Linked DNA regions of Homo sapiens: region 2 is linked to region 1. The links are chromatin loops, found by intact Hi-C in ENCODE. Cell type or tissue: Calu3. All regions are shown on one strand. Links, peaks and the distances in the headings refer to the core of each region. The heading gives the core; the rest is flanking DNA.

The links. A loop is a pair of places that touch in the nucleus more often than their neighbours do. Peaks named below come from ENCODE experiments on the same cell type or tissue, not always from the same donor. Only the 100,000 strongest peaks of a DNase experiment are listed, where the experiment ranks them.
Region 2: it touches region 1 in a loop (6-fold over the local background); 2 of 110 quality-filtered maps call a loop at or near these places.

Annotation. Positions count from the first base shown.
Region 1 is chr3:141,989,908-142,006,024 of GRCh38, forward strand. TFDP2 (transcription factor Dp-2) reads right to left here. Exons shown (of 13, transcript NM_001178139.2): 4 at 15,534-15,637; 5 at 5,113-5,234; 6 at 3,631-3,678. Among named protein-coding and RNA genes, the nearest start is that of ATP1B3, 120 kb to the left of the region's middle. RefSeq lists a silencer at 10,866-11,059. In Calu3, for the core only: a CTCF peak has its summit at 8,949 (motif pointing left); no DNase peak of the experiment used is centred there.
Region 2 is chr3:141,932,405-141,948,521 of GRCh38, forward strand. LOC124909442 (a long non-coding RNA gene) reads right to left here and starts at 6,018. Exons shown (of 2, transcript XR_007096121.1): 1 at 5,290-6,018; 2 at 1,957-2,113. It overlaps TFDP2 (transcription factor Dp-2), which reads right to left. Exons shown (of 13, transcript NM_001178139.2): 13 at 12,024-16,117. RefSeq lists an enhancer at 5,343-6,189. In Calu3, for the core only: a CTCF peak has its summit at 7,983; DNase peaks (open chromatin) are centred at 8,117 and 8,837.

The sequences.
Region 1 (16,117 bases), core at 4,292-12,291:
TATTGAGACAGAGTCTCCCTCGGTCACCGGGGCTGGAGTGCAGTGGCACGAACTTGGCTCACTGCAACCTCTGCCTCCTGGGTTCAAGCAATTCTTGCGCCTCAGCCTCCCGAATAGCTGGGATTACAGGCATGTGCCACCACGCTTGACTAATTTTTGTATTTTCAGTAGAGACAGGGTTTCACCAGGTTGGCCAGGCTGGTCTTGAACTCCTGACCTCAAGTGATATGGCCACCCTGGCCTCCCAAAGTACTGGGATTACAGGCGTGAGCCACCATGCCCAGCCCCTTTAATTATTTTTTATACTAAAATTTCAATAAGATCTTAGCAGTGAGCATGAGGGAGGTAGGGAGTAAACATGAGACGGAGTCCCGCTGTGTTGACCAGGCTGGAGTCTCACCCTGTTGCCCAAAATGGAGTGCAGTGGTGTGATCTTGGCTCACTGCAGCCTCTGCCTCCCGGGTTCAAGCGATTCTCTTGCCTCAGCCTCCTGAGTAGCTGGGATTACAGGCACCCACCACCATGCCCAACTAATTTTTGTATTTTTAGTAGAGACAAGTTTCACCATAAAAAACCTCAGCCTCTCAAAGTGCTGAGATTACAGGTGTGAGCCACCGTGCCCAGTCTGTGGTTTTATTTTCTTATTTAGGTTTTAGCTTCTTAATTTAGTTCCTTTGATAAAGAATGCTTCCTCCTGGTTTCTTTGTTTGGTTTATGAACTTATAGAGTGTTTACATCCTGTGGCCAAATTTTGACGTTATTTGGAAAGAGAGGGTCTTGGTGTTTGAAAGAGCTCAGGTTCTAAAAAAATGTATAAACCTTATATATTTAAGATTTAAATAGAGAGCTTCCAATTTAAGATGGACTGGGCTGGGCACGGTGGCTCATGCCTGTAATCCCAATTCTTTGGGAGGCTGAGGCGGGCAGATTGCAAGGTCAGGAGATCAAAACCATCCTGGGCTAACACGGTGAAACCCCGTCTCTACTGAAAATACAAAAAATTAGCCGGGCATGGTGGCACACGCCTGTAATCCCAGCTACTTGGGAGGCTGAAGCAGGAGAATCACTTGAGCCCAGGAAGCGTAAGTTGCAGCGAGCCGAGATCACACCACTGCACTCCAGCCTGGGCAACAGGGTGAGACTCCATCTCAAAAAACAAACAAACAAACAAACCCCACTAATATACTATGGTTTGAAAAGCATGTTACATTTTATTGATTATTTCCTTTGAAGTTTCAAAAGAATTACACCCAAATAATAAAAAAGTATTTTTCTTTCTTTCCAGGCACGTAACTAGAATCTACAAACCATCTTTTGACATTTTCCCAATAAATTTTTTTATGGTTTACAAAAGTAATATACAACTTAAATGTATAGTATTGTATCTCAAGTATAAATTGCAATAAATGTATTTCATTTTAATAAGGAGTTATATAAAATATATAGTAAAAGTTTCACTTCTTGTTAAAAAGAGAGTCAACCAGAACATTTAAATCAACAAAATATTTCAGTCTTGTTTATAAAATTAACCCTTGACCTAATTAGCAAAAAAGTAAAAAATAAAAAAAAGGCCAGGTGTGGTGGCTCATGCCTATAATCTCAGCACTTTGGGAGGCCAAGGTGGGTGGATCACTTGAGGTGAGGAGTTAAAGACCAGCCTGGCCACATGGTGAAACCCCATCTCTACTACAAATACAAAAATTAGCGGGCACACGCCTGTAGTCCCAGCTACTTGGGAGGCTGAGGCAGGAGAATCACTTGAGCCTGGGAGGCAGAGGATGCAGTGAGCCAAGATTGCGCTACTGCACTCCAGCCTGGGCAACAGAGTGACACCCTGTCTTAAAAACAAAAGAGGCTGGGCGTGGTGGATCATGCCTGTAATCCCAGCAATTTGGGAGGCCAAGGCAGGAGGATCACTTGAGGTCAGCAGTTTGAGACTAGCCTGGCCAACATGGTGAAACCCTGTTTCTACACAAAGACAAAAACCTGCTGGGCATGGTGGTGCATGTCTGTAATCCCAGCTACTCTGGAGGCTAAGACAGGAGAATCGCTTGAACCCAGAAGGTGGAGGTTGCAGTGAGCTGAGATCAAGCCATTGCACTCCAGCTTGGGAGACAGAGGAAGACTCCATCTCAAAAAAAAAAAAAAAGAAAGAAAAGAAAGAAAGAAAGAAGGAAGGAAGGAAGGAAAGAAAGAAAGAAGAAAAAAAAAGCATAAAGAAAAAAATGAAACACCACTGTGCTAAATCTTATTTAGAACAAGGAATAAAGAAAAATACATGTAGCAATCTTCGTGGTTTGACAGACGGGTGGTGGGGATACATTACAGAAAAGTTATATTCAAAACTTTTTAAAAAATGATAAAAAAAAAATGCTAGGAAAAAAAGCCACTGAACCAAATGTAGAAAGAGAAAGTTGAACCAATGGCTACACTATAAATTTAACCTAACACTTTTATGTGTTCTCACTTATAGATCTTTAGAATTCTTACTTACAAAGGAGAATAAAGAGAATCTTGGTTTTTGTACTGTTTGCAGTGCAGAGGTGCCACCAATCATAACTGACAAATAGTTCCATTTTAAGGCCTTAAACATTGCTAAATACCTCTGCAAGAACTTGTTCTGTTGCCCTTTCGAAGGATAAACACCAGTAAAGACCAGTTTGAGTTGGAAAGAGGACTTTCTGTTAGAGAGTAAAGAACATTTCATTTCTATGATACAGCAGCTCCTCAGAAGTGATTGTATCTGTTGAAAACGATTAGCACCAAGAAGCAAACAACAAAAGCCACCAAGGAACTGAAACAGCACTAGTGTCAGGGCAAGAAAACACACATCCTTTATACATATTCCCATGGTTCTCACTCAGAACCTAGTCACTTTCATTTTAGACTGAATTCTAACATATTTGGCCATCTAATTTCTCAGGGCACAGCAAATCAGAGATAGCAAATTAGAAAATGTAGGAGTTTCTGACATGGCAGGCATTTATTTTTTACTTAACAGACTACAAGTGATTCTGATGCACAGCCAGAATGGAGAAGCCACTGTCCTAATATTCTAAGATAACATGAACTTTCCTTATGCCCAACATATTGCTTAAGAAAGAAGCAAGTTTGTTATGATTTATAAATGTTTTAAGAAAAACTTAGCCGGGTGTGGTGGCTCATGCCTGTAATCCCAGCACTTTGGGAGGCTGAGGCAGGAGAATTGCTTGAACCCGGGAGGCAGAGGTTGCAGTGAGCCAAGATAACGCCACTGCACTCCAGCCTGGGTGACAGAGCAAGACTTCATCTCAAAAAAAAGAAAAAAGAAAAAATTGTTAAACTTTGGGCATGTTAGGGTAATGTGGAGTATTCACTTTGATAGAACTCTTCATTTACCAGATGGAAAGAGAGGAGAGACTAAAGGACATACTACCAATAGTCAATCTGCTCACAGGGTAATTTCTACTGAAACCATACAGATACTATGAGTGAACTGGGGCACTCAATGCAGAATGAAATAATGGCAAGAACTGAAAGAAGTTAAAGTTACATGAAGAAAAACATCGCATTAAACCAGAGCAGTGGCAATGCCAACAGCCTCTCTATATAGCCAAATCTTCCAAACAAAATAGTTAGACTTATACTCACCTTTCTGAAAAATCAGAGTCTATAAATTTTCTAGCCCGTTTTCTATCACTAAAAAGGAAAAAAGATAGCATAAAAACAATACATACTTAAATACAATTTAATTTCATTAATACTTTATTATAACTTGTCTAAAATTATACACTGAATATATTCAAAGACTAAAACTAGCAAATACAAAAGATAGGTACATAAAATAAATCTTAATTTTATCATGTGAACAAGGTATCACAACTTAATAATCATAAGTTGAAAAGAGCTCAATGACTAGCTAGAGAGGAAAACACTGCAGACTTGCAAACAAGATAGAGAAAAATTTTCTTCACTCTGCGAAATACTGACTATAAAAACACCAGACAATCCTGCCACCTCCAATATAAAGCACAAATGGGGCTGAAAACATCCAGACCCTGGTCATTTCCAAAGTGGGCCAGCACTGCTGGCACAGGCTTGGCTTTCACGTTATAATCTTTCAAGGCTATAGAGAAATCCAGGGTAACCTTTGATCTACATAAGAATGTTCATAAGGATTGAATAACACCCATAGGATTCCAGGTAATTCTGTCATTTCAGCTCATTTGATAATGGAAAAGTATGCATATACAAAACTCTTCTGTCTTTAATGTATTTGTGTTTGTACATGTGTGTAGGCATGTATTTATGTATATTAATATGTATGCATATTAAAGCACTTTGCCAGGATTATTAATTCACTTAATATCCTTGAAGCAAGGAGATTCTTACTTAACTAAGACTTACCATCTGCTTGCTCAAACTCACATATGACAGAATCACCAATGCAGTATTCCACCATGTAAATAACTTCTAAAGTAACAAAACGTCTAAGGTAACAAAATGAGGTTTTGAGTAATTTATCTTACTTATTTTTCTTTTATGGAAGTATGAGGTACTAAAATGATAAAGAGTGGAGAAAGGTATAAGTATTTTACATGCAAAGATGAAACATATAGAAGTTTGTACTAAAAGTGACAAATTAGTAACAGAAGGGATATTGATTCAATTGTTCAGCGTTTAAAAAGAAGAGGAAATTTAATAAAAAATTTATCTGGCCTCTTTTCCTACCCTTTTCTGGTCTTTATGGAAGTAATTCATAGGGGAAATTCTGAGTATAGCCAACACTTAATATTTAACTCCTTTTCTGTGTGAGTTAAAAATATATAAAAATATAGTTTTTATATCTCCAAAGCAGTTAAATATTATAATAATAAAAGTAGTCCTATTCCAGAGTTTAAAAAGTCACAGGGTTTAGTTATGAGTTATTGCACTGTTTTTTTCTGTTTAAAAATAGTTATTCCAGAGATTATTTATATCTAAGATATAAAGTGAAATAAAATAGGTGATTTTAAAGGAAAAACATTTGTTTTTAAGAACTAAACTAAAACAAGAACAGAAGACAAGATAGTAAGAAAAAAATGTCTAAACTTTTTTTAAGGTTTTAAAAATAGTAACTTGCAACACTCTTACCCAGGGACCCAGCCAGTAGCTTCTGCTATGTGTGTCTGAGTAACCATTGCTGGTGCAGGGGTATATGGACTCCCAATCAGAACACTTCCTGAACTGGTTAGTCTCTGTGGTGTGCTTATAATCTGTAAAGTTAGGAACAAAGAATATAATATTCTTAATTATTAAGAAAAGCCTACAGGCAGAAAATAACATTGATTGCTAACCTACATATGAGGAAACCTTGCTGCCTAAAAGGCACTTAATGTCAGTCATCTAAAAATATAAGCAATGCCTTTGATTTACTTATATCCTAGGATCTTAAAGCACAAGTATCCTGAATACTGACATGAGGTCACAATGCAGGTTTCAGCAAATAAATGGCAATTTGGAAGGATTAAGTAGAGAACTGATAATGCTTTAAAAATCAGAAAAATGAAAAGCTTTCTTTGAAACTGAGGAAATGAATTGCAGTACAGCTTGATTTACTAGAACCAGGGCAACAGCAAATCACACTTCCACAGTCCATCATACAGTATACACAAAGATACTATCCAGCTTGGATTATTATATAGATGCAATTTTATCCTTTTTTAAAAGAGTATTGGACCAGGAGCGGTGGCTCGTGCCTGTAAACCCAGCATTTGGGAGGCCGAGGTGGGAGGATCACCTGAGGTCACGAGTTCAAGACCAGCCTGGCCAACATGGTGAAAACCTATCTCTATTAAAAATATAAAATTAGCCAGGTATGGTGCTGTGCGCCTGTAATCCCAGCTACATGGGAGGCTGAGGCAGGAGAATCGCTTGAACCTGGAAGGTGGAAGTTGCAGTGAGTTGAGATCACGCCACTGCACTCCAGCCTGGGCAAAAAGAGCAAAACTCCATTTCAAAAAAAAAAAAAAAAAAAAAAAAGAGTATTCATGTTATTAAATACTCTTTGAAGATAGTTTAAAGACCATAAAACATTCTACCATGTGGATTTATTATTCTCTATTAGATATATATGCATTTTTAATTATTCACTATTATAAAGAATGCTGTGATAAACATTTTTGTACAAAGACCTTGCCCTTAATTTCTATTTCCTAAGGCTAGACTCCAGAAAGGGGATTAATGGAACCCCTAAAGACTTTTTTAGAAAGGTACCTTATATGTGTTACCAGGTCTTAAAATTTTCACTGGTTACAAAACAAAACATGTTTTTCCCAAAGACATTTATAATAATTAATACAAAAAAACTAGCAGCCTAGTAATAGCTTTAGAAGTATTTTCATGTAAAAAAAGGGGAAGAGGCATGCTCCGGTGAATGGGGATATTAATGAAACATGATTGGCCCCTATGTGGATAATTGTTGAAGCAACTGCTGGGTATATAGTTCTATTTTTGTAAAGTTTTGAAAGTGTTCATGATAGTAAGTTTTAAGTCCCAACTGAGAATGAAAAATATCTACAGGGACTACAAGTAATTGTTAATAAGTCCTCAAACAAGAGAAATAGTTCTATTTCTACTGCCTTATGCAAGACAAAATGCTAATTAATTTTTATCTCCCTGACCAAATGAAACATGTTTCTGCAGCCAGGGTGAATCATTAAGTTCATTGCTAACTTGCTCCATACATAACTGAAGGGAAGGATTAATAAGCATTTCAAGCTCTTTATTTGCATTTGAAGGAAAGAGTCAAACAATAACCTCTGAAGCATAAAAATAGTTCAGACCTAGTTATTAAAGTCTAGTCAACATTTATTCATTTACCAAGTATTTAAGACCTTAGTTAGAGTCTGTTTATGTTTGACTATGTTAGCTTGGGGCTAGGAAGATGTTAGCACCTAGAAATGTTTATGAAATAGTTTCAATCCGTTCATTCCATAGTTTAAAAAAATAAAAACAAAAGTTAATAATACTGACAGATGTCTGGAGAGTTCTGATTATGTACAATACACCAAGGGTATTAAATAAGGCACTCAGAAGTTTGCCTCATGAGAAAACATAAAAACAGACAATGTGTCTGTACCTCTCATCAAATTCTGCCTTGCATTCCAAGTATGCTTGCACTTCCCACTCCACACATCTGGTCCCACATCCCCACTTTCAGTGCATCCCCCATTTCAGTGCAGGATCTTTAGGGGTGGCGAGTACCTTGCTAAACTATGTCCTTTGCAGGGTTTAACACAGTGGTAGGGGATGCTCATAGGAAAGGTACAATAAATATTTACTAACTGGGATAAAATACTCAATTTTTAAAATAATAGGGGAAAAAGTAACTTCATTTATTGATATGCTAAAAGGTTTATATAAAATCCACTAAAAAAATACAGCATAGTTTCCACCAATCACTACATCACATTCTCTATCATGCTGACCTTGGATGGACAACTTATAAAGAAAAATGTGAGTTATTTGATTAGCCTCTGGTCAACCCTATTCCTTGAACAGCAGTGTCTACAAAGCTATTCTAAGCATTCCAATTTACCCTTGAAACAGATTGTATTACTACTGCAGTATTTCTATATGGTATTAGCAGCCTACATGCTTGGTTTTGCTGATTTACAGGACTTTGTAGAAAAAAAAAAGGAGCTGGGCATGGTGGCTCATGCCTGTAATCCTAGCACTTTGAGAGGCAAAGGCAGGCGGATCATTTGAGGCCAGGAGTTCAAGATCAGCCTGGCCAATATGGTGAAACCCTAACTCTCCTAAAAATACAAAAATTAGCTGGGCGTGGGGGTGGGCACCTATAATCTCAGCTACCTGGAAGGCTGAGGCAGGACAATCACTTGAACCCAGGAGGCAGAGGTTACAGTAAGCAGAGATCATGCCACTGCACTCCAGCCTGGGCGACAGAGTGAGACTCCATCTCAAAAAAAAAAAAAAAAAAAAAGAGAAAGAAAGGAAAAAAAGAGAGAAGGAAGGGAAAGAGGACATAGAGAAAAACTGGCTATCTTTATGAAAATGACTTTGAAAGTGAATTCTAGTTTACATTTTCTTTTTTTCCCTCCCTCATTGTCAGATTGTTAGCTGCGGCTGATCGGAGAGTGATTAGCAACACTCTGCTCCTTTCTCTTAGCACAGGGCCTGGTACATAGCAATTCCTTAATAAACATTTCCTACATGAACAAATTAGAGAGATGACGCACCTGAATAGGAAAGATAAGGCCTAAGAGTATGTGAGATACAGTAAGTTCCTAAACTAGGATAATGAGAGTGAAACGTAAGAAATAAAACAGAAGGAAAGTCGGTAAGACTTGAACAGCCACAGAATATAAGAAAATTGGTTTATAGGGTGATGAGCCGGTCATGCTTTCTAACCCTGAACCTTAATTTTGAAATCCCAGGCCAGGCACAGTGGCTCACTCCTATAATCCCCGCACTTTGGGAGCCTAAGGCAGGTGAGGTAGGCTCCCATTTGAGGTAGGGAGTTCGAGACCAGCCTGGCCAACATGGTGAAACCCCATATCTACCAAAAATACAAAAAAAATCAGCTGGGTGTTGTGGTGCACGCCGGTAATCCCAGCTACTCAGGAGGCTGAGGCAGAAGAATCACTTGAACCTGGGAAGCGGAGGCTGCAGTGAGCTGAGATCGTGCCACTACACTCTCCAGCCTAGGTGACAGAGCGAGACTCTGTCAAAAAAGAAAAAAAATTTGAAGTACTGAAGTTGGAGGTAAAAATATACTTTTAATATTCACTTGATATGCTAAGGAAAATGGAGTTTTAAATTTCAGAGTCCTCCTACCAAAAATCCAGACATCCTTAACTTAAATGTTATCATGTGGTTTCTCTGACAATAGAATTAGTTACTCTGGGAAAATCACATAGCAATTGAACATTACTCTGAACATTTTCCTGCCCTCAATCAACATATTTTATGTGCTACTGCCATCTACAGTTAAAAAAAGCCAAGACAGCATATGTATTCTAAAGGGAAAAAAAATTACAAAATTATAAAGTGGTATATTAAGAGATTTCACTATTTGATGGAATTTTGGTTTTCACTATAAGAAGCATGCAGTTTTTACTCTTCTAAAATAAGACAGCCATTAGATTATCTTATACAGTTGACCCTTGAACAACATGGGCTTGAACTGGGCAGGTCCACTTATACATGGATTTTCTTCCACTTCTGCCACCCTTGAGACAGCCAGACCAACTCCTCCCTCTTTCTCCTCCGCAGCCTGCTCAACGTGAAGACGTCGAGGATGAAGACTTTTATGATAATCCACTTCCATTTAATGAATTATAAATGTATTTTCCTAATGATTTTCTTTGTAATATTTTTCCCTAGGTTACTTTATTGTAAGAATACAGTATACAATACATATTAACATATGAAATAACATTAATATAACATAAAATGTGTTATTTGATTATTTATGTTATAGTAAGGCTTCTAGTCAATAATAAGGTATTAATAGTTACATTTTGGGGGAGTCAAAAGCTACCCATGGATTTGTGACTGCACAGGGGCTGTGCCCTTATCCCTTGCATTGGTCAAAGGTCAACTGTATAAATAATCTTAAGATCTATAACATATAACCATAAGACAGCCTGTAAGAAAAGGGCAAGTATCTCAAACTAAAATAGGTACTGCTAAACTAGTTTCCATAACCACACAAAACTTTTCATGGGGCCTTTTGAAATTTCTATCTACCATTAAGATTTGGCTTCCAAAAGACATGTAAAGTTCAAAGGGCAAGCACAAAAAGAAGGCTAAGAAGCAAATGGGTGAGTTTGTAATGCAAGAATTCCTTTTTTTTTTTTTTTTGAGACGGAGTCTGGCTCTGTTGCCTAGGCTGGAGTGCAGTGGCGTGATCTCAGCTCACTGCAAGCTCCGCCTCCCGGGTTCATGCCATTCTCCTGCCTCAGCCTCCTGAGTAGCTGGGACTACAGGCGCCTGCCACCACGCCCGGCTAATTTTTTGTACTTTTAGTAGAGACGGGGTTTCACCTTGTTAGCCAGGATGGTCTCGATCTCCTGACCTCGTGATCTGCCTGCCTGAGCCTCCCAAAGTGCTGGGATTACAGGCGTGAGCCACCACGCCCAGCCTAATCCAAGAATTCTTTAACTAAACAAAAACTTTTTTAAAAATCATGGATGAGGGAGTTAGAGGAGAAGCGATAAATGGCTGTAACTGGGTGTCTTAGTCCATTCAGGCTACCATAACAAACCACCTTAGACTGGGTAATTAATTAATTTTCTTTAAAGTCTTCTGCAAGGAGTACAAAACTGGGTAATTTACAAACCACAGAAATTTATTGCTCACTGTTCTGGAGGTTGCTGAGAGGTCCAAAATGAAAGTGCCGGCAGATTCAGTGCCTGGTGAGGGTTTATTCTCTGCTTCAAAGATGATGCCTTCTGGTTGCATCCTAATAGCAGAAAGGGTCCAGGGTGCTCCCTTCAACCTCTTTTATAAGGGCACTAATTCCACTCATAAGGGTGAAGCCCTCATGACTTCATCACTTCCCAAAAGGCCCCGCCTCTTAATACCACCACAGTAGGGATTAGGTTTCAACATGAATTTTTGGAGGAACCCATTCAAACCACAGCATCCAGTTCCTGGCCCTCTAAAATTCATGTCTATTTCACAGGCAAAATACATTCATTTCATTCCAATAGTCTCACAAGTCTTAACTCCTTCCCAAAATCAGATATGGGTAAGACTCAAAGGTGCAATTCATCCTGAGGCAAATTCCCCTCCAGCTGTGAGTCTGTGAAATCCAACCTGTTTCCAAAATGCAATGATGGGACAGGCACAGAACATGCATTCCCATTCCAAAAGGGAGAAAATAGAAAAGAAGAAAGGGATAATAGGTCCCAACCAATACAAAACCCAACAGGGCAAACATTAACTTTTAAGGCTTCAGAATAATCTTCGACTTGATATCCTGCCTTCTGGACACACTGGAGCAGGAGTTGGGCCCCCAGGGTACCAGGGGCCCCCACCCCCATGACTTTATTGGGGGCAGCCCATGCTGCAGTTCTCCTGGGTTAGAGTTTGAGTCTTCTGCATGTGGCTCTCCCAGGCTGGAGTTGCATGCTGGAAGCTCTACTAGACTAGGGCCTCAGGGAGCAACCCCGCGCACCTCAGCTCCACCAAGCTTTGCCCTGGTGAGGGTTCCCAATGGTGGCCTCACCTCTGTAGCAATTCTCTGCCAGGATCTGCTAAGGCTCTCCAGGGCATCTTTTGAAATCTAGGTGGAAGTTATCATACCCCGCAGCTTGTACACTCTGCACCCACTGGAGATGGCATCACTCAGACACTGCCAAGGTTCACCACCTGTGCCCTCTAGAGGAGCAGCCACTATACTTGGGCCTACTGGAGCCACACCTGGAATGGCTAAGGAGCACTGTGCCAAAATTCGGGGAGCAGACTTGACACAGTGCCAGGAAGGGATTGCCAGGGTTTCATTAGCGCCTGAAGCCCCTCTTTTGATAGTTCTGTCCCCCATGCCTTGGCACTCTGGGCCTGTGATGGGAGGAGCAGCACCGGTAATCACTGAAATGCTATGGGTTTATTCTTCCATTGTTTTGATGAACAACACCAAGCTTCCACCCATGCACGCTAATCTCCTTATCAAAAGGTGACTAGGCCACTCTTTTGGTGTTCTCTCCAAAACATGCTTTTTTATTCTTTACATGGCCAAGCTGAGAATTTCCCAAATCTTCACTTCTGATGATAAATTATATCTTTAATTCATTTCTCTCTTCTCACATTTTACTATAAACAGCCAAGAGAAGCCATGTTGATCCCTAAACACTTTGCTTAGAGATTTCTTTGACCAAATATCCAATTTCACGGCTCCTAAGTTCCTCCTTCCACAAAACATTAAAACAGGAAAACAATTCAGTGAAGTCCCTTGCCACTTTTTTGGTTGTTGTTTAGTTCTTTTATTTTTTTGAGATAGAGTCTTACTCTGTCAGGGTCACTACAGCCTTGGACTCTTGGGCCCAAGTGATCCTCTCTCCTTAGTCTCCTGAGTGGCTAGGTGCCACCATGCCTGGTTTTTTTTTTTTTTTTTTGTCTGAGACAAAGTCTCGCTCTGTTGCCCAGGCTGGAGTGCAGTGGTGCAATCTCTGCTCACTGCAACCTCAGCCTCCCAGATTCGAGTGATCTTCCTGCCTCAGCCTCCCAAGTAGCTGGGATTACAGGCACCCGCCACCATGTCCGGCTAATTTTTGTATTTTTAGTAGAGACAGGGTTTCACCATGTGGGCCAGGCTGTTCTCGAACTCCTGACCTCAAGTGATCTGCCAGCCTTGGCCTCCCAAAGTGCTGGGATTACAGGTATAAGCCACTGCACCCGGCCTAGCTAATTTTTTATTTTTAGTGTTTTTTTTTTTTTTTTTTTTTGATAAAGATGAGGTCTCACTATGTTGCTCAGGCTGGTCTTGAACTCCTGGGCTCAGGAAATCCTTCTGCCTTGGCCTCACAAAATGTTGGGATTACAGGAATGAGCCACTGGGCCCAGCCTTTTGCTACTCTGTAACAAGGATGGCTTTTCCTCCAGTTTCCAATAACATGTCCCTCACTCCTATCTGATACCTCATTATAATGGCCTTTACCATCCATATTTGTGCCAACATTCTGTTCATGACCACGGAGGTAATCTCTAAGAAAAGTGAGGCTTTCTCTATAGCTCTCCTTTTCTGATTCCTCACCAGAATCACCCTTAATGGTCCATTCATCTCAAGAGGCTTTTTCCAGCCTGTTCCTCTGAACTCTTCCAGCCTCTGCCCATTATCCAGTTCCAAAGCCACTTCTACAGTTTTAGGTGTTTGTTATGGCCACACCCCAGTTCTTGGCACTAATTTTTGTCTTAGTCTGCTATAACAAAATACCTTAGCATAGGTAATTTATAAATGATAGAAATGTATTTCTTATAGTTCTGGTGGCTGGGAAGTCCAGGATCAAGACACCAGCAAATTCAGAAGGCTCACTCTCTGCTTCATAGATGGTACCTTCTTGTAGTGTCTTCACTACATGAAGTGGGGCAGAAGGGGGCAAAGAGCTCCCTTCAACTTTTTTTTTTTTTTAGATGGAGTCTTGCTCTGTCACCCAGGCTGGAGTACAGTGCCGCGATCTCTGCTCACTACAACTTCTTCCTCCCGGGTTCAAGCAATTCTCCTGCCTCAGCCTCCCGAGTATCTGGGACTACATGTGTGTCACCATGCTTGGCTAATTTTTTGTATTTTAGTAGACATGGGGTTTCACTGTGTTAGCCAGGATGGTCTCGATCTCCTGACCTCGTGATCCACCCACCTTGGCCTCCCAAAGTGCTGGGATTACAGACATGAGCCACCACACCCGGCAATTTTTGTATTTTTAGTAGAGATGGGTTTCACCATGTTGACCAGGATGGTCTCAGTCTCTTGATCTCATGACCCGCCCACCATGGCCTCCCAAAGTGCTGGGATTACAGGCGTGAGACACCACACCCAGCCTCAACTTCTTTTATAAGGTCACTAATCCCCTCAATGAGAATGAAGCCCTCATAGCTTAATCACTTCCCCAAAGGCTCTATCCCTTAATAGCACCACAATAGGGATTAAGCTTCAACATGAATTTTGGAGGGACACATTCAAGAGACAGCAATGGAATCTTACAACAATTAGGAAACCAAAAACAAAATTCTGATTCCTGCCCAAGAACTCAGAACTGAAAAAAGGACCTCAGAAGTAGGGGGACAAATTAAGTACTTGGGATGGCCCAGTTGAAGGTAGAGTTCCAAATCGCCTCTCCTTCTTGTGACCTTTGTTTTGCTGATCCTGAGATTTACAGTAACTGAGTTAGTAGCACACATCACTACTTATTATTAACAGAACTGGACTGTGTAAGGGCCAAAATGCACATTAGTTCAAACTGACAATGGGAGAAAAATTATACATGCTTCCAAAGGAGAAATTCAAATTGGGGTATAGCAGCATTAAACAAAAAATAATAGAAAATAATCTCTCAAAACAGAAGAGTACTGTAAGGGCAAGACTCATAAAAATTTGAGTATGTTTAATTTTGGTGCTTATATAATCACATTTCAAAATGCAGATTTTTAAGTCAGGTGCTTTATCTCATTTGCACCTATAGTAGTGGCTGAGGAGGGGCAAATGCTTAGCAAATGTCTGAAAATATAACCTGAGCTACCTTGAAATGAGGGCTCTTATTTGAGCTTAAATCTCTATGAGGTTTGGAGCTAGACTACATTCTTCACATAGTTACAGTAAATTGTGTTGTATCTTTAGCTTGATTTCTGCAGATGATAAACAGTCCTCAACTAACCAAGGAAAATATCATGTCTAGAATGTGTCCTGAAGTCTTAGAGACTTTCTGAAACCATTAGGTATGTTAAAAGATATCTTTGTCTAAATAACTTTGCATTTAACATAGTCCACAGTGCTGTTGTACATTATGGGTAAAATTTATCCTTATTGCTCTATAGATGAAAAGATGAAAACACCGGCAATGAAGAGTTATTGCTTAAATGTTTGAGTACTTTTACTAATGGTGGGTGAGGCCATTTAGACATAGTTTCAGAGTAGTGGAATGCAACCTTGCTTATAAATAAGTCTTCTGAAAGTGCTACACACTTCATGCTCTAGCATAATTAATGAATGTCTTTAGAGAAACAGTTGTTTTCCATTTTTCATTCATTATTTCTACTGCTACAGATTAAAATAAATTGGTATATTGTTTTTTCCCCAAAAGTCCTTAATGAAAGGAGTTTTAAATTAATAACTCCAGATGTAAATTAACTGTTGGGTCACAGATTCCATTTATGTGAGAATACATAGTTTAGAGTAGTAAAGGTTATTTTATAAGAAAAAGAAAAAAGCAGGAAGACATAAAGCATAACACATTTCAAATCAATTTAAACAATACAAGAGAAACCTCACATAAAGAGGAAAAGACTTAATACTACACATCCAGAATCCACAGATTCAAATATGTGAAAATTAAATATCAAAGAGCACACAATGTTTCTCAAGCTCAAAACTTGACCAGATACATTCAGATAAAAACAGAACGTTTTTTAAAAGTGACTCAGATAACTGAAATTAACTATAATTTTTTCTTTTTCTTTTTGAGACAGGGTCTTGCTTTATCACCCAGGCAGGAGTGCAGTGGTGCAAACACGGCTCACTGTGGCCTTGACCTCTTGGGCTCAAGCAATCCTCCCGCCTCAGTCCTCCAAGTAGCTGGGACTTCAGGCATGCGCCACAGTGCCCAGCTGTTTTTTGTAGAGACAGGGTTTCACCATGTTGCCCAGGCTGGTCTTGAACTCCTGGGCTCAAGTGATCCACCTGCCTCGGCCTCCCAAAGTGTTGGGATTACAGGAGTGAGCCACCTACCGCGCCTGGTTTAACTGGAATATCTGATCAAATATATTTAATGCAATTATTCTTTAAATTAGTCTTGGCTAAACAAAGTTTCAATTCTAAGATTTGATAATTTTCTTACCATTTGGGGTCCAACATTCACATTTATTGGTCCTAAGGTTTTTGGTAAAATCTTTGTAGGTGAGTTGGTATTGGAAACTGGAAATGCAACAAATGAAATGTTGCCTGAAATGATATCAAAACATTAAGTTAGTATTCTGCCATACCAAGGCCATTTTCTAGCTATATACACACCCATGGTCCTAATTCATTATGTTGAGGTAATTTATAATTATCTTAGGAAGCATATTATGAACAAAATACACCTTACTGAAAAGTCATACTAATGACTGCTTTGTTGTAAGGAATACAATTAATTTTGCTGCATAACTAATCTTATTTATATTTTACTGAAACTCTATAAAATAAATAGTTCCAATTATCTGACAATTAACTACGAAACTTTCAGTTAGTCTTTTAGAAGAAAAAATTTTTAGAGAATATGTAACGCAAATCACAGTTTATATCAGAATTGAGAAAGAGATCTTTAATAGACATAACAGAACAAATAATATACTTGATGATGAAACATAACATGAAAAGTAAAATAACTATTCAGATTTCTTTATAGTATAAAACACTGAGACTAAAAGCTAACATATTTTC
Region 2 (16,117 bases), core at 3,202-11,201, 59 kb before region 1:
CCTGGGCAACAGAGGGAGACCCTGTCTCTGAATGAATGAATGAATGAATAAATAAATAAATAAATAAATAAATAAATAAATTTGGGGGAACCCATGTTTTGCGCTGTGTCCAGCCACAGAGCCCTCATTAGCCCAGACACATCCGCTGAGCTCCTACCAGCACCTTCATCAGGAGCCCCAGCCAGCTTGGAGACTTCCTCAGGGCTTGTGACACTTCCCTGGGGAGAAGAGAAACGCATCTTGCTCAAAGATGAGTTAATTCACTCACAGGCTAACAGTCAAAAAGAGTTTTATCCCCAAAGAAGTAGCAATAAAATAAGCCAATCCAAGGGGGGAAAGAAACGGACTCTTGGGGAGAGGGAGGAGTATAGAACCTTAACAGCTCCAGCCCATGGATTCTAGAGACCGAATTCTTCAAATTTCATCCCAAAAGAGGTGCACCGCTGGCCTATGAATACACCTGTGGGTGCAGAGAATAAGAGGGAAATACTCTGTGCACCGTACAGGAGGCCTTTTTTTTTTTTTTTTTCGACGGAGTCTTGCTCTGTCGCCCAGGCTAGGGTACAGCGATCTCAGCTCACTGCAACCTCCACCTCCTGGGTTCAAGCGATTCTCCTGCCTCAGCCTCCCGAGTAACTGGGATTACAGGTGTCCGCCACCGAACCCAGCTAATTTTTGTATTTTTAGTAGATATGGGGTTTCACCATCTTGGCCAGACTGGTCTTGAACTCCTGATCTCGTGATCCACACGCCTCGGCCTCTCAAAAGTGCTAGGATTACGGGGTGAACCGCCGCGCCTGGCCTCCACTTACCTTTTAAACCAGGGCTCTTGGCCGGGTGCAGTGGCTCACGTCTGTGATCCCAGCCACTTTGGGAGGCTGAGGCGGGCGGATCACGAGGTCAGGAGATCGAGACCATCCTGGCTAACACAGTGAAACCCTGTCTCTACTAAAAGTACAAAAAATTAGCCAGGCATGGTGTTGGGCGCCTGTAGTCCCAGCTACTCAGGAGGCTGAGGCAGGAGAATCACTTGAACCCAGGAGGTGGAGGTTGCAGTGAGCTGCAGTTGCTGCGCCACTGCACTCCAGCCAGGGTGACAGAGCAAGATCAGTTTCAACAACAACAACAAAGTAAAAGAAAACACCAGGGCTCTCAAACGCTGCTATTGAACACAAGAATGGGGATGGGGGAAATGCTTGTCAGCCCCTCAGGACCCATTACCTGAGGGATGACCTGAAACCTAGTGTGGGGCCCTCTGGCATATGAGGGCTTTCTTCGCCCTGGACATACTGGCTGGCAGGGAAAGCCCTTGGGCTGGAACTCCAAAGTTGAGGTACCTGCTCTGTGCGACTGATTCGATCTCTGTGTGACCTTGGGACAGTCCCCCTCTCTACTGCACGAGCTTCAGGGAAGACATTACAGACACATTCACACAGAAAGCGGCTGGAACCATTAAGCACTTCTGGATCTAGTTCTTAGTCATCTGTTTTTTACTATATATTCCAGATTTCTGGGACCAAAGAGGTTAAAAACTCATTCCCTGCCATGCCCAGTGGCTTCTCTGGGCAAGTGTTCTCTTAAAAGCTGCCCACACTCTATGGAAAAATCCAGTGGCTGCTGGTTAGAACGCGCTTGTTAATGGCAGCAGGCAGCCAGCTGGCTGGTGCCTGCCCGGGTGGGGTGGCAGAGGAAGCAGCTGTTTTGGTCTTTGAACCACAGCTTGGGACTTATGGAAGATACGTAGCTCGCATATCTCTATGGTCTTTTTCTGGCTTATAGAAAACAGTTCACCTTGCTGGTGGGGAGAGAAAGGGTGCAGCGTGCGGGGACCTGGGCTGGTGGGAAAAGCAGTCGGGTTATTGTTCGTGTGCTACAAAGGATGAGGAATTCAGTCCCCAGGATCCACGGGAGGAGCTGGCTGAGACCCTGGGGCCCGGCCTTCTTCCCAAGAGTCCATTTTCCCCTTGGATTAACTTACTTTATTGTTTCTACCGTCCCATGACTTCTGAGGTAAGGCAAGACCACACTTTGCGACTTTGAACTCTTCATCTTGTTCTCTCTTGACAGAGGCTCGTAAGAGGCCAATTTTTCAAACTTGCCTGGGTCATCTGCACTAAAAGTATGAGCACTGTTCGGTTATTTGAAATTAACCAAAAGGTCAATATACTTTGAAAAAGTTTGTTCTTCACTCATTCACTCATTCACTCATTCATTCATTCAACACTGACAACTTACATATCAGGTGCAAGGCCCTGAATTTTACACAGATGAAAGTCCATAAGAAACAAGATCCTGATCATGTTATTTTCCAGAGAATTTTTATTTTATCTTTTTGAGATGGAGTTTTGCTCTTGTTGCCCAGGCTGGAGTGCACTCTGCAACCTCCCCATCCCGGGTTCAAGCAATTCTCCTGCTTTAGTAGCTGGGATTACAGGTGCCGCCACCACGCCCGGTTTTTTTTTTGTTTGTTTGTTTTTTTTTTTTTTTTTTTTTTGGTATTTTCAGTAGAGACAGGGTTTTACCATGTTGGCCAGGCTAGTCTCAATCTCCTGACTTCAGGTGATCTGCCTACCTCGGCCTCCCAAAGTGCTGGATTACAGGCATGGGCCACCGCACCTGGCTGAATTTCTTTATTTTTTAAAGTTGGACAACACCTCCTTCTATACCATGGAATGAGTGTTCCGTGTTTTCAGATAATTTCTCATCTCAGAGATTTTTCACTTGTTTCTGTCACACTGAAAGTTAAGCTGGAGGAGAATTCCTGAGGCGGGTGGATGGCGGCTTATTATGCCTGCAGCTGCAAGCAGTGATGACCTTTTCTCCCTCCTCTTCCAATCAAGAGTTCTGGCCATAAAGGCTAGAGCCATTCACAAAACCCAATACATAAGGTATGGGGGGAGGTACACACATACACACACACACACACACACACACACACACAGCCTCATAGGAGGGAGCAAGACAGGGTGTGCCAAGTACACCCCTACTTTCACCTACTGACGGTGTTGTCTCGCTTCATTTAAACATTTATGTAACTAGGTGCGGTGGTTCATACCTGTAATCCCTATCATTGGGAGGCTAAGGCAGACCAATCACTTGAGCCCAGGAGTTGCCTGAGCAACATGGCAAAACCCCGTCTATACCAAAAATACAAGACAATTAGTCAGGTGTGGTGGCGCATGTCTGTGGTCCCAGATACTTGGGAAGCTAAGGCAGGAGGGTCACTTGAGCTCAAGGAGGTGGAGGTTGCAGTGAGCTGAGATCGCACCACTGAACTCCAGCCTGGGCCACAGAGCAAGACTCTGTCTCAACAACAACAACAACAACAACAAAACACACAAAAAACAAACAAAAAACACAACAAAAAATAATAATTCTTGAAACAAAAGATAAAATTAAGGCCAGGTGCCATGGCTCATGCCTGTAATCCCAGCACTTTGGGAGGCCGAGGCAGGCAGATCATGAGGTCAGGAGTTTGAGACCAGCCTGACCAACATGGTGAAACCCCCTCTCTACTAAAAATACAAAAATTAGCCGGGCGTGGTGGCGCGTGCCTGTAATCCCAGCTACTCAGGAGGCTGAGGCGGGATAATCACTTGAACCCGGGAGGCGGAGGTTGTAGTGAGCCAAGATCGCACCACTGCACTCCAGCCTGGGTGACGGAGTGAGACTTCATCTCAAAACCTAACAAAAAACAGCAACAACAACAACAAATTAGGCCAGGCAAGGTGACTCATGTCTGTAATCCCAGCACTTTGGGAGGTCGAGCTGGGTGGATCACGAGGTCAGGAGTTCAAGACCAGCTTGGCCAAGATGGCGAAACCCCGTCTCTACTAAAAATACAAAAATTAGCCGATGCATGGTGGCAGGCGCCTGTGACCCCAGCTACTTGGGAGGCTGAGGCAGAGAATTGCTTGAACCCGGGAGGTGGAGGTTGCAGTGAGCCGAGATCGCGCCACTGCACTCCAGCCTGGGTGACGGAGTGAGACTCTGTCTTAAAAAAAAAAATTAAAGAAAATCTGTGGTTAACAGACTGTCAACTGCAGAGTGTGTTCTAACACTGTTTATTAAACATGACAAAGTCCTATAGAAAAATTAGAATTTTGCTATGCTATGGGATTATGCATGGGAAGTACTTTATAGGATCTGGAATATATGATTTATATCATATGTAAAGAGATGTCAATTAAAATTGCTCAAATGACAGCTCATCTAAGTTCAGATGAGGAGACTTGCTTGTCAGTCCATTGGTTGATACCCACTAGTACTTTCTTTCTTTATTTTATTTTATTATTATTTTTTCTTGAGATGGAGTCTCGCTCTGTCACCCAGGCTGGGGTGCAGTGGCGTGATCTCGGCTCACTGCAAGCTCCGCCTCCCAGGTTCAGGCCATTCTCCTGCCTTAGCCTCCCTAGTAGCTGGGACTACAGGCACCTGCAACCACACCCGGCTAATTTTTTGTATTTTTAGTAGAGATGGGGTTTCACCGTGTGAGCCAGGATGGTCTCGATCTCCTGACCTCGTGATCCGCCCACCTCGGCCTCCCAAAGTGCTGGGATTACAGGCATGAGCCACCGCGCCCGGCCTCTTTCTTTTCTTTTGTTTTTTTTGTTTGTTTGTTTTGCTCTTGTAGCCCAGGTGGGAGTGCAATGGCGTGATCTTGGCTCACTGCAACCTCCACCTCCCAGGTTCAAGGGATTCTCCTGCCTCAGCCTCCCGAGTAGCTGGGATTACAGGCTCGTGCCACCACGCCCAGCTAATTTTGTATTTTTAGTAGAGATGGGGGTTTTACCATGTTGGTCAGGCTGGTCTCGAATTACTGACCTCAGGTGATCCACCCGCCTCGGCCTCCCAAAGTGCTGGGATAAGATGTGAGCCACTGTGCCCGGCTCACTGCAACCTCCGACTCCCTGGTTCAAGCGATTCTCCTGCCTCAGCCTCCTGAGTAGCTGGGATTACAGGCACATGTCACCACGCCCAGCTAATTTTTGTATTTTTTGTAGAGACGAGGTTTCACCACGTTGGCCAGGATAGTCTCGATCTCCTGACCTTGTGATCCACCTGCCTCGGCCTCCCAAAGCGTTGGGATGACAGGCGTGAGCCACCGCGCCCGGTGTGCCCGTTTTACCAACTGCTGCAGCTGCTGCTGGTTTTCTCATCCCCTCGGCTGAACCACCAGCCCCTCCCTCAGCACCTGGAAGGAGAAATCTGGCGTCTTGCTGGCGGGCTACTGCCCTGCAGCACCTCCATGGCTCCCTGGCTGATAACATAGGGGTGTTGTAAACTTACATTTCTGTGGTTTTCTGCTCATGTTGTTTCTCCCCAGACTTTTCTCCCATCTGCTTCTGTGTTATCTTTTGTTACGATGACAGGGAGTGGTCCCTGCCTGCCCTGGCAGGCACCTGCCTCCCTGGCCAAGCCCCAGCCCAGGAAGTTGCTCATGCTGGGCCCTCCAGGTTCTGAGAAAACTTTCAGGGATTGGGGTAGGGAAGAAAATAGGTGAAAACCCTCTCTCCTCTGCAAGCTTATTTCTTTGGCCTGGCCTGTCTTTAACCTGCACAGTTTATGTGTAGACAAGTCTCCCGGTGCGGGCCCAGCAGGCAGGTGACAGCCGCCCTTGCGGGAGTCATCCTTAACCAAGCAGTTTCAGAAATGTTTCTTGAGAAACTGTTTCCGGAAGTCCCGGAGCCTGTGTTGCCCATTGACAAGCCTTGTCGGTCTCAGAAGACAGACTCCGGGGGTCTACATCCAGAGACCCGGCTGAGGACTGAAGCCCGGGGTTTCCAAGCGGCTGCCTTCTCCGTCCTGCAGCAGGGTGCGAGTCAACCGCCCTGGCTAAGGGAGCAAGGAACCCCCGCCATGCTGTGTCCCCTCCCCCCATTCCCCGAATGCCCGTCTGTTCAAAGAGGGTGAGAGGAGGGGGGAATACCAACTGCTCCGAGGAAAATGCAGTTCATCATATGCATCTTTGCACGCTTTTTTTTTTTTTTTTTTTTGAGACGGAGTTTCACTGTTGTTGCCCAGGCTGGAGTGCAAGGGCGGGATCTCAGCTCACTGCAATCTCTGCCTCCTGGGTTCAAGCGGTTCTCCTGCCTCAGCCTCCCGAGTAGCTGGGATTACAGGTGCCCGCCACCACGCCCTGCTAATTTTTGTATTTTTAGTAGAGATGGGGTTCATCACATTGGTCAGGCGGGTCTCAAACTCCCGACCTCAGGTGATCTGCCCCCGTCGGCATCCCGAAGTGCTGGGATTACAGGCCTGAGCCACTGCACCCGGCCTGCACAACCTTTAATCCGACTTTCAGGAGGTCTCTAGTTTTTGTTCTTAAAAATCATTTCCAAAAGCATTTATTGAAATAAAAGTATGTCATTCTTGTGTCCTTCCACTCCTTTTTTTTCTTTTTTTCTTTTTTTTTTTTTTTTTGAGATGGAGTCTCCCTCTTTTGCCCATGTGGGAGTGCAGTGGCACGAAATCGGCTCATTGCAGCCTCCACCTCCCAGGTTCAAGCTATTCTCTTGCCTCAGCCTCCCAAGTAGCTGGGATTACAGGTGCATCCCAGCCCCTTCTTCCACTCTTAGTCATGACTTATAAACTGAATTTTGGTAATACTTGAGGAAAGTGTTATTTAGCTGATCGTAAGATGGGCCAGAGTCTTTCATGCAGAAGAGCCACCACTGTTCTATTGTCAAAATGGCCTTGTCGCTACTCCAGTGACCTGTCACAAAAAGCAGACATGGCCAGGCACGGTGGCTCACTCCTGTAATCCCAGTACTTTGGGAGGCCGAGGTGGGCAGATCACTTGAGGTCAGGAGCTCGAGACCAGCCTGACTACCATGGCAAAAGAGTCTCTACTAAAAATACAAAAATTAGCCAGGTGTGTTGGCACATGCCTGTAGTCCTAGCTACTTGGGAGGCTGAGGCAGGAGAATTGCTTGAACCTGGGAGGCGGAGGCTGCAGTGAGCCAGGCACGGTGGCTTATGCCTGTAATCCCAGCACTTTGGGAGGCCGAGGAAGGCGGATCACGAGGTCAAGAGATCGAGACCATCCAGGCCAACATGGTGGAACCCCGTCTGTACTAAAAATACAAAAATTAGCTGGGTGTGGTGGTGCATGCCTGTAGTCTCAGCTACTCAGGAGGCTGAGGCAGGAGAATCTCTTGAACCTGGGAGGCGGGGGTTGCAGTGAGCTGGGATCTTGCCACTGCACTCCAGCCTGGCGACAGAGCCAGACTCCGTCTCAAAAAAAAAAAAAAAAAAAAAAAAAAAGCAGACAAAACCTAGATGTTTTAAAATTTTTAAAATAAATCCTGTAGATGTTTTAAAGTTTTAAAAATACATCATGCCCATAATTCCAGCACTCTGGGAGGCTGAAGCGGGAGGATCTCTGGAGGCCAGCATGGGCAACATAGTGAGACCCTGTCTCTACACAAAATAAAAAAACAAGCCAGGTGTGGTGGTGCACACCACGGCTACTGTGGAGACTGAGGTGGGAGGACCACTTGAGCCCAGGAATTCGAAGTTACAGTGAGCTGTGATGGTGTCACTGCATTCCAGCCTGTGACAGAGCAAGACCTTGTCTCTGCAAGGAAAAAAATCATCCTGTAAAATTACTTTTTGTTGTACTCAGACTGAGGAAAACCTTTGCTGGAGGTTTGAAAGCAAATCTATGATGTATTAGCAGAACCAGAAAGTCCTTCCTGTGGAGATGGGACCTTTTCGGTATTGTCATTTTTGGATTTTAGTGCACAAACTTCTCATGATTGAGTTTCGGCTTTTGAGAGCCATGACCAAGTGGTAGGTAGGGCATGAAAGAAGAAAACAAATCTCCTGACCTTAGCATAATGTGTCACAGTACTTTAGGCCCCTTAGCCAAGGCGGGAGATAAGAAGGCAATAAGGAAATGGTTGGATGAATCACTGTGCCCCAGTGGCAAAAATGTCCTGAAGCAATTTGGATGAAAGTGAGAAAGTGGATATGACAAATGCTGCTCTACACTAACCGGATTGGTTGTGCCCCCACCACCCACACCCTCCCCAACTACAGGACTTCCTTCACCACTGTGCATTTTCCACTGAGATGCTCTCCTGAAAGCAAGTTTCAGCAAGAGGCTGGAAAGGCCTCTCAGAGAGAAGGCTGAGCTGGCAGTGATCAGGGAGCCCCCGGGCATTTGGCAGCCGTCCACAGTAAGACCGGCAGATGGAGCCTTCATCTGGCAAGAAACTGGGGAAGCTGGCGGTGTCGTCAGGTGCAAGCTTCAGTGAGAAGTGCCAGCACTCTGAGAAGATGCACAGAAATACAGAAGCAGCTCCCGTAGGAGAAGGAATGGAGGCCGCACGCGGTAGCTCACGCCTGTAATCCCAGCACTTTGAGAGGCTGAGGTGGGTGGATTACTTAAGGTCAGGAGTTTGAGACCAGCCTGACCAACATGGTGAAAACCCGTCTCTACTAAAAATACAAAATATTATCCAGGCGTGGTGGTATGTGACTGTAGTCCGAGCTACTCGAGAGGCTGAGGCAAGAGAATCACTTGAACTCAGGAGGTGGAGGTTGCAGTGAGCCAAGATGGTGCCATTGCACCTCCTGCCTGGGCAATAGAGCAAGACTCTGTCTCAAAAAAAAAGGAATGGAGAAAACATAGCCATAGCTCTGGGAGTAGGAACAGAAGCAAGCAAGCTGACTGCCAGTCGGGTTCTTTCTTCTGGAAAAGGCTCTGGGTTGAAGCTGTCTTCTCTCTGAGGCTCAAGAAGCTGGGCATGGAATTAACTCCGTCAACCAAAAATACAGTTCTAAGTCCCACCCCCCAACCATCTGAATGGACTTTCTCCTTGGCCAGGGCGCTCTTAAAATGTAACCTCAGAGACCGGTTCCGGCCAGGAACGGGAAGTGCCTCATTATACCCGCTGGCATTAACATCAACACAGACCTTACTGATAAGAATCATTTACCATCTATTCTCTGAAGCCTGCGACCTTTTCTCTCCATAATCCCTTATCTTAACCCAGACATTTCCTTTCTATTGATTCCAGGTTTTTAGATAAACTCAACCAATTGTCAACAAGAAAATTTGTAAATCTACCTATAAGCCGGAAGCGCCCCCCACCTTCGAGTTGTCCCACCTTTCTGGACCGAACCAACGTATTTTTTAAACATACTTGATTGAAGTCTCATGTCTCCCTAAAATGTATAAAACCAAGCTGCACCCTGACCACCTTGCACACATGTTCTTGGACCTCCTGAGGGCTGTGTCAGGGGCCATGGTCACTCATATTTGGCTCGGAATAAATCTCTTTAAATATTTTTGAAAATAGTTTGTCTCTTCGTAGACAATTCTGTGGGCTTGCAGGTATCGCCCCTGGTCAGCGGTGTATTCAGTCGCTGTGCCATCCCCCATGTGGCTACAAGAACAAAAGCACCTTCTTAAGCCCAAGAGATACAGTGGTTACTCCCATGAGTCCTTGGACACCTTCACCAAACGGCACTAGTAAGTGGCTCCTCTAGGCCGGGAGGAACGGAGAAGGCACAATACCAGCTTGGCTCACTACTCCAGGAGACCCCTGGGGTAAGGGGCTTGAGCACAGGCTCACCACTTCCCCACCACCGCCACCCTTATTTGGTCTGTGAAACTCCAGGGGGAGTCTTTATGGGAAGATGCATTCCTTCCAATATGTCATCGAGTGCTTACTTAGCCATCTCCTTTTCAAGACCTGGGTCTACTTGCTGGCCCCTGAACTGCTCCACACCCTTCTGTGCCTTCTGATTGTCCACGTGCTCAACTTGTTGGAACATAGGAGATAAGCTATCTAGGGTTCCGGCCTCTCCCTGAGACAGGTAGAGACTGCGTGATCAGGTGCTGAGGGGCTGCTATGTTCCGGAGGTCAGGTGACATTCCACCTGAGGCCTGGGGACATGGCATTCTATATTGACTGCTGTCGCTGTTCTCGCTGATGCTGGTTTGGTGTAAGAGATGATAAGAAAGCATCTTCCCTACGAATTGCAGGGAAGCAATTCTGGGCCTAGCCTCCCAAAGTGCTAAGATTACAGGGGTAAGCCACGGCACCTGGCCACCCTTCTTCTTTTTTTTTTTTTTCAGACAGAGTCTTGCTCTGTCACCCAGGCTGGAGTGCAGTGGCACTATCTCGGCTAGCTGCAAGCTCCGCCTCCTGGGTTCATGCCATTCTCCTGCCTCAGCCTCCCGAGTAGCTGGGACCACAGGAGCCCGCCACCATGCCCGGCTAATTTTTTTTTTTTTTTTTTGAGACGGAGTCTCGCTCTGTCACCCAGGCTGGAGTGCAGTGGGGCAATCTCCACCTCCCAGGTTCACACCATTCTCCTGCCTCAGCCTCCCAAGTAGCTGGGACTACAGGCGCCCGTCACCACACCTGGCTAATTTTTTTGTATTTTTAGTAGAGACGGGGTTTCACCGTGTTAGCCAGGATGGTCTTGATCTCCTGACCTCGTGATCCGCCCGCCTCGGCCTCCCAAAGTGCTGGGATTACAGGCGTGAGCCACTGCGCCTGGCCTATTTTTTGTATTTTTAGTGGAAACAGGGTTTCACCATGTTAGCCAGGATGGTCTCGATCTCCTGACCTTGTGATCCGCCCACCTCGGCCTCCCAGTGTTGGGATTACAGGTGTGAGCCACCGCGCCCGGCCCTGGCCACCCTTCTGAGGGCAATTCATGAAGAGGAACTCAGATGTTGAAAGAGGGTCTCAGTCCTTACTCTCTGGCAGAGCCCCAGAGTACCCACTACCCTCACCCGAACAGCCCACCATTATTTTATTGTTCATTTTTCTTTTTTTTTGAGATGGAGTTTCGCTCTTGTTGCCCAGGCTGGAGTGCGATGGCGCGATCTTGGCTCACTGTAGCCTCTGCCTCCTGAGTTCAAGCAATTCTCCTGCCTCAGCCTCCCGAGTAGCTGGGATTACAGGCGACCGCCACCACACCTGGCTAATTTTTTGTATTTTTAGTAGAGACTGGGTTTCACCATGTTGGCCAAGCTGGGCTCGAACTCCGGGCCTCAAGTGATCCGACCACCTCAGCCTCCCAAAGTGCTGGGATTATAGGTATGAGCCATTGCACCCGGCCTATTGTTCTTTTTTATTTTAATCCCAGCAGTTTGGGAGGCTGAGGTGGGAGGATCACTTGATGCTAGGAGTTGGAGACCATCCTGGTCAACATGGTGAAACACCATCTCTATTAAAAATACAAAAATAGGCCGGGCGCGGTGCTGCACGCTTGTAATCCCAGCACTTTGGGAGGCCGAGGCGGGTGGATCACGAGGTCAGGAGATCGAGACCACGGTGAAACCCCGTCTCTACTAAAAATAAAAAAAAATTAGCCGGGCGTGGTGGCGGGCGCCTGTAGTCCCAGCTACTCGGAGAGGCTGAGGCAGGAGAATGGCGTGAACCCGGGAGGCGGAGCTTGCAGTGAGCCGAGACTGCGCCACTGCACTCCAGCCTGGGTGACAGAGCGAGACTCCGTCTCAAAAAAAAAAAAAAAAAATACAAAAATAAGCCGGGTGTGGTGGCACGTGCCTGTAATCCCAGGTACTCCAGAGGCTGAGGCAGGAGAATCCCTTGAATCTGGGAGGTGGGGGTTGCAGTGAGCCAAGATTGCACCACTGCACTCTAGCCTGGGCAACAGAGACTCCATCTCACAAACAAAAACAAAAAAAAGGCTTTTTTTTTTTTTTTTGAGATGGAGTCTCACTCTGTTGCCCAGGCTGGACTGCAGTGGTGTGATCTCAGCTCACTGCAACTTCCGCCTCCCAGGTTCAAGCGATTCTCCTGCGCCAAGTTGCTGGGATTACAGGCGCATGCCACCACACCCAGCTCATTTTTGTAGTTTTAGTGGTGACGGGATCTCACCATGTTGGCCAGGCTAGTCTTGAACTCCTGACCTCAAATGATACGACCACCTTGGCCTCCCAAAGTGCTGGGGTTATAGGCGTGAGCCACTGCGCATGGCCTAACACCTCCTTTTTTAACTAAAAATATCCTGACCCACTAGTAATGAGACTAACATTATTTTAAAGTGTTTATTTTTTTCTATAATACATTTCATTCAAATCATAAAAGTCTGATACATTTTTTTCTCAAGAACAACTTACACTCATTTGAGATGCTTTTTCTTTCCTTTAATCTTATAGGATGGACAAAGATACACTTTAATGGACAAAAAACACCAGAGTTCATTACAAATACAGCTTCCCAGGCCCCACCTCCAGCACTTCTGACTGAGCGTCTGGGACGCATCCTAGGATCGCAAAACTGTAAAATTCCCCCAGTCAACTCCACGGCAGGCAGGCCTGGAACCACCCTTAGTGGAACACTGCTTAGGACTTGTCTGTTATCTACCAGAAGCAATTTCAGAAAATCAGGAGTAATTACGTATACAGAAATAGCTCTTCTATAAAATTTCCATATAAAAATAATGGCATTTATTTACAAAGTCTGAGATACTACAAAATAATATATCATATTAGGTTGTGTACTTCAATCTAATAAAGGAAAGTCTACATTGGGCAAGTCAGATGTGGTGGTTGCATTTTCCTCTTATCTCTCTTGTTTAAATTGCTTAAAGCATGTGGCACCACGATGTATCCTTCATGCAGAAAAAAGGAGAACTATATTTTCTGGAAATAAAACCCAATAGCACATAGTCAGAGTAAAGCATTTTCAGATGAAAAGGTGAACAACCTAGTGGTTTGGGCTCATGGCCCTTTACCCACCTTTTTTTTTTGAGATGGAATTTCGCTCTTGTTGCCCAGGCTGGAGTGCAAATGGCACGATCTCAGCTCATTGCAACTTTTGCCTCCTGGGTTCAAGAGATTCTCCTGCCTCAGCCTCCCGAGTAGCTGGGATTACAGGCATGCGCCACCACACCCGGCTAATTTTATATTTTTAGTAGAGACAGGGTTTCTCCATGTTGGTCAGGCTGGTTTCGAACTCCCGACCTCAGGTGATCCGCCCGCCTCGGCCTCCCAAAGTGCTGGGATCACAGGCGTGAGCCACTGTGCCTGGCATACCCACCTCTTTTGTCCAAAACTCAAGAGTGATGGTGGTGAACCAAGTGCGTGAAGGAACTCAGTACTGAAACGTGATCCCCGGAGTGCAGCCACCTGGGCAGCCAGTGCATATGGTTAGTGGGTGGTTCCATTTTTCAGGACACTGAGAGGTTGAACCTGCCATGGAACTACTGGGAAAACTAGAACTGCAACAAGCCCAGAGGAGCTATTCAGGAGAAAAGTAGCCCCATTGTCAGTGACGTTTTAGTATGAAAATCCTGGCCCCAGTGTGAACAAGCACAATCGCCAGGCCATGTGACATGAAGCTCGGCCATGGTGAAGTATGGTAAGTGACAAATGGCATGCATTGAAGCACGACAAGGGATGAGTTTTTAAATCCAAACGTGATCTGGGGAATTTTCCGTTATGATTCGACAGACATGGGCAGCACCAGCTGGTGTGGTGTGGAAGGACCAGTTGGTCACTGAACTTCTTGGGCCCCTGCCAATGGCCAGCATGGGGAGCCCTTGTCTGTGGAGGTCTCAGCCCGGGGTTTTCTGACTTGAGAGAGGCCTAAACCTGACACCACAGCCTCATGCTGGGGCTCGGGAAAGGAGTCCCACTTCTACCCCTCAGCTGTTTGGCACTTGGTGACACAGGACTGATGCTAATCCAAAACCCATCTGGGAGGACTGTGGTGACAGCGTGGCCCTCACGGAGGGAAGAAGCTCTGGGTTTTGGTGCAGGCTCTGCCACAGACAGGCTGAGGGATGGGAGGCAAGTCAAGCTCTTGCTTGTTTCCCATCTCTAAATGAGCAGGGTGGGAGCGATGTTATCCCCGATCCTGAGACCTGCGGCGAAGGGGCGAGGCCTGACCCTGAGCATCAGCTACGTTGGCCTCCAATGCAGCTATAAGCAGTGAAGACCAAAGTCTAACCTGCTGAAACAGCAAGGGGCAAGACAGCATTGACTTCAACAGGCCTTTTTTGTAAAGCAAAAGGTAAGATGACAAGATCCGGTCTTGTCTGAGAACAGCTGCACAGAATACACATTATAAATGAGCACTTTCTCCTATCTCAGCACCCTGGTGAATGGGTGTCAGAGAAGTTTCTGGACCTGTCAGGGACTCCCAGGGCTTAGCCAGAGGGTCAAAGTGTTGTGCCCACTCACTTTTTCTTCTTTAGCATACTGTGGAGTGAGACATGTGGGAAAATCGGATCCCAGAGATTACCTAAGCATCACTTCTCAGAGACGTTTTGGTTAAGGGACTACTTCCTGAGAAACGTTATAATTTATGTGGGTATTGAGCTTGAATTTTTTTTAATCATAAAATCTTAGGCTGGGCGTGGTGGCTCAAGCCTGTAATCCCAGCACTTTGGGAGGCCGAGGCAGGCAGATCACATGGTTAGAAGTTCAAGACCAGTGTGGTCAACATGGTGAAACCCTGTCTCTACTAAAAATACAAAAATTAGCCAGGCGTGGTGGCACATGTCTGTAATCCCAACTACTTGGGAGGCTGAGGCAGAAGAATCGCTTGAACCCGGGAGGCAGAGGTTGCAGTGGCTGAGATCATGCCACTGCACTCCAGCCTGGGCAACAGAGCAAGACTCCATCTCGAGGGGAAAAAAAATATTATGCAAACATCAGGTTTTTCTCTTCTTAGTAACCATGTTTGGCTTGAGTGGAAATTTAATCAAACACTGTTATCAACTGGGAATTTGAGGGCAGGGAGGCACATTGCTGAGGGTCATTCAAATGGCATGGTGCAGGCTCCTGATACATAGTGTGGGTCTTTGGGAAATGCATATTAGTTTTCATCAGTGCTTGGGGACCATTGCTTTGGGTGCATGAATATGGGAACCCATTTGGGAAAACGGTTCTTAGAAGTCCAGTCATCAGCTTCACCAAAGCCAGCCCATATGCAGAATACAGATGATCTCTTTGATGTAGCCAACAACTTAGAAACACGTAAAATAGTTCTCAATTTCTAATCATTTTTCTTTCTTTCTTTTTTCTTTTTTTGAGACAGAGTCCTGCTCTGTCACCTGGGCTGGAGTGCAGTGGCGGGATCTTGGCTCACTGCAACCTCCGCCTCCTGGGTTCAAGTGATTCTCCTGCCTCAGCCTCCCGAGTAGCTGGGACTACAGGCATGTGCCACCACGCCCGGCTAATTTTTGTATTTTCTAATGATTTTTCTACTGCATAGATTCAGTTGGAAAGTAGTGAATCTTTGTGACAATCTTCTCTTGGTTTACAGAAATTGCTGGTAGCTAACTTTGCTTTGAAGTCTTAAAAGTTCCCAAACAGACTCCAAAATGAAGGCTTGAAACTGGAACAGTGGGGCCTCTGGAACTTAGGAGAGATTCCAAGTGCATGTTATGGGACAGAGTGGCTTGTTAAGAAAGTATAGAGACATCTGTCTTTCCACCATCTGACTCAGTAAAACTGTCTCTTTCCCAGAGGGGCCTTTCCCAGCCACCCCCAGCCAAAGTAGCCTTTCCCAAACGGTCCCGCTACGCTGCTGCTTTCTCCACAGCACTCATCAATCAATCTGCACGTGTTCCATCTGTGATCAAGTTTCCCCAATAGGAGGAGAACCCAACATCGGCAGGGCTCTCGCTGCTCCGCCCCAATGCCTGCTCACAGTAGGTACTCAAATGCTTACTGAATGAAGGATGAAATCTTAAGATTCACTGTCCAACCCCCACCCCTTACTTACCACTAAGGCAGCACAGTTTTAAGGTCTATTTCAGACTTGTTGGGCAGGGACAGCCCATTTTGTTAGGGGAGGGAGCTTGATAGATATTAAAGGGCCCTTGAAAGGAAATAATTTTTAAAAAGCTAAATAGAGCCGGGTGCGGTGGCTCACACCTGTAATCCCAGCACTTCGGGAGGCTGAGGTGGGCAGATCACCTGAGGTCAGGAGTTCGACACCAGCCTGGGCAACACGGTGAAACCCTGACTCTACTAAAAATACAAAAAATTAGTCGGGTGTGGCGGCATGCGCCTATAATCCCAGCTACTTGGGAGGCTGAGGCAGGAGAATCGCTTGAACCCGGGAGGCAGAGGTTGCAGTGAGCCGGGATTGCGCCACTACACTCCAGCCTGGCG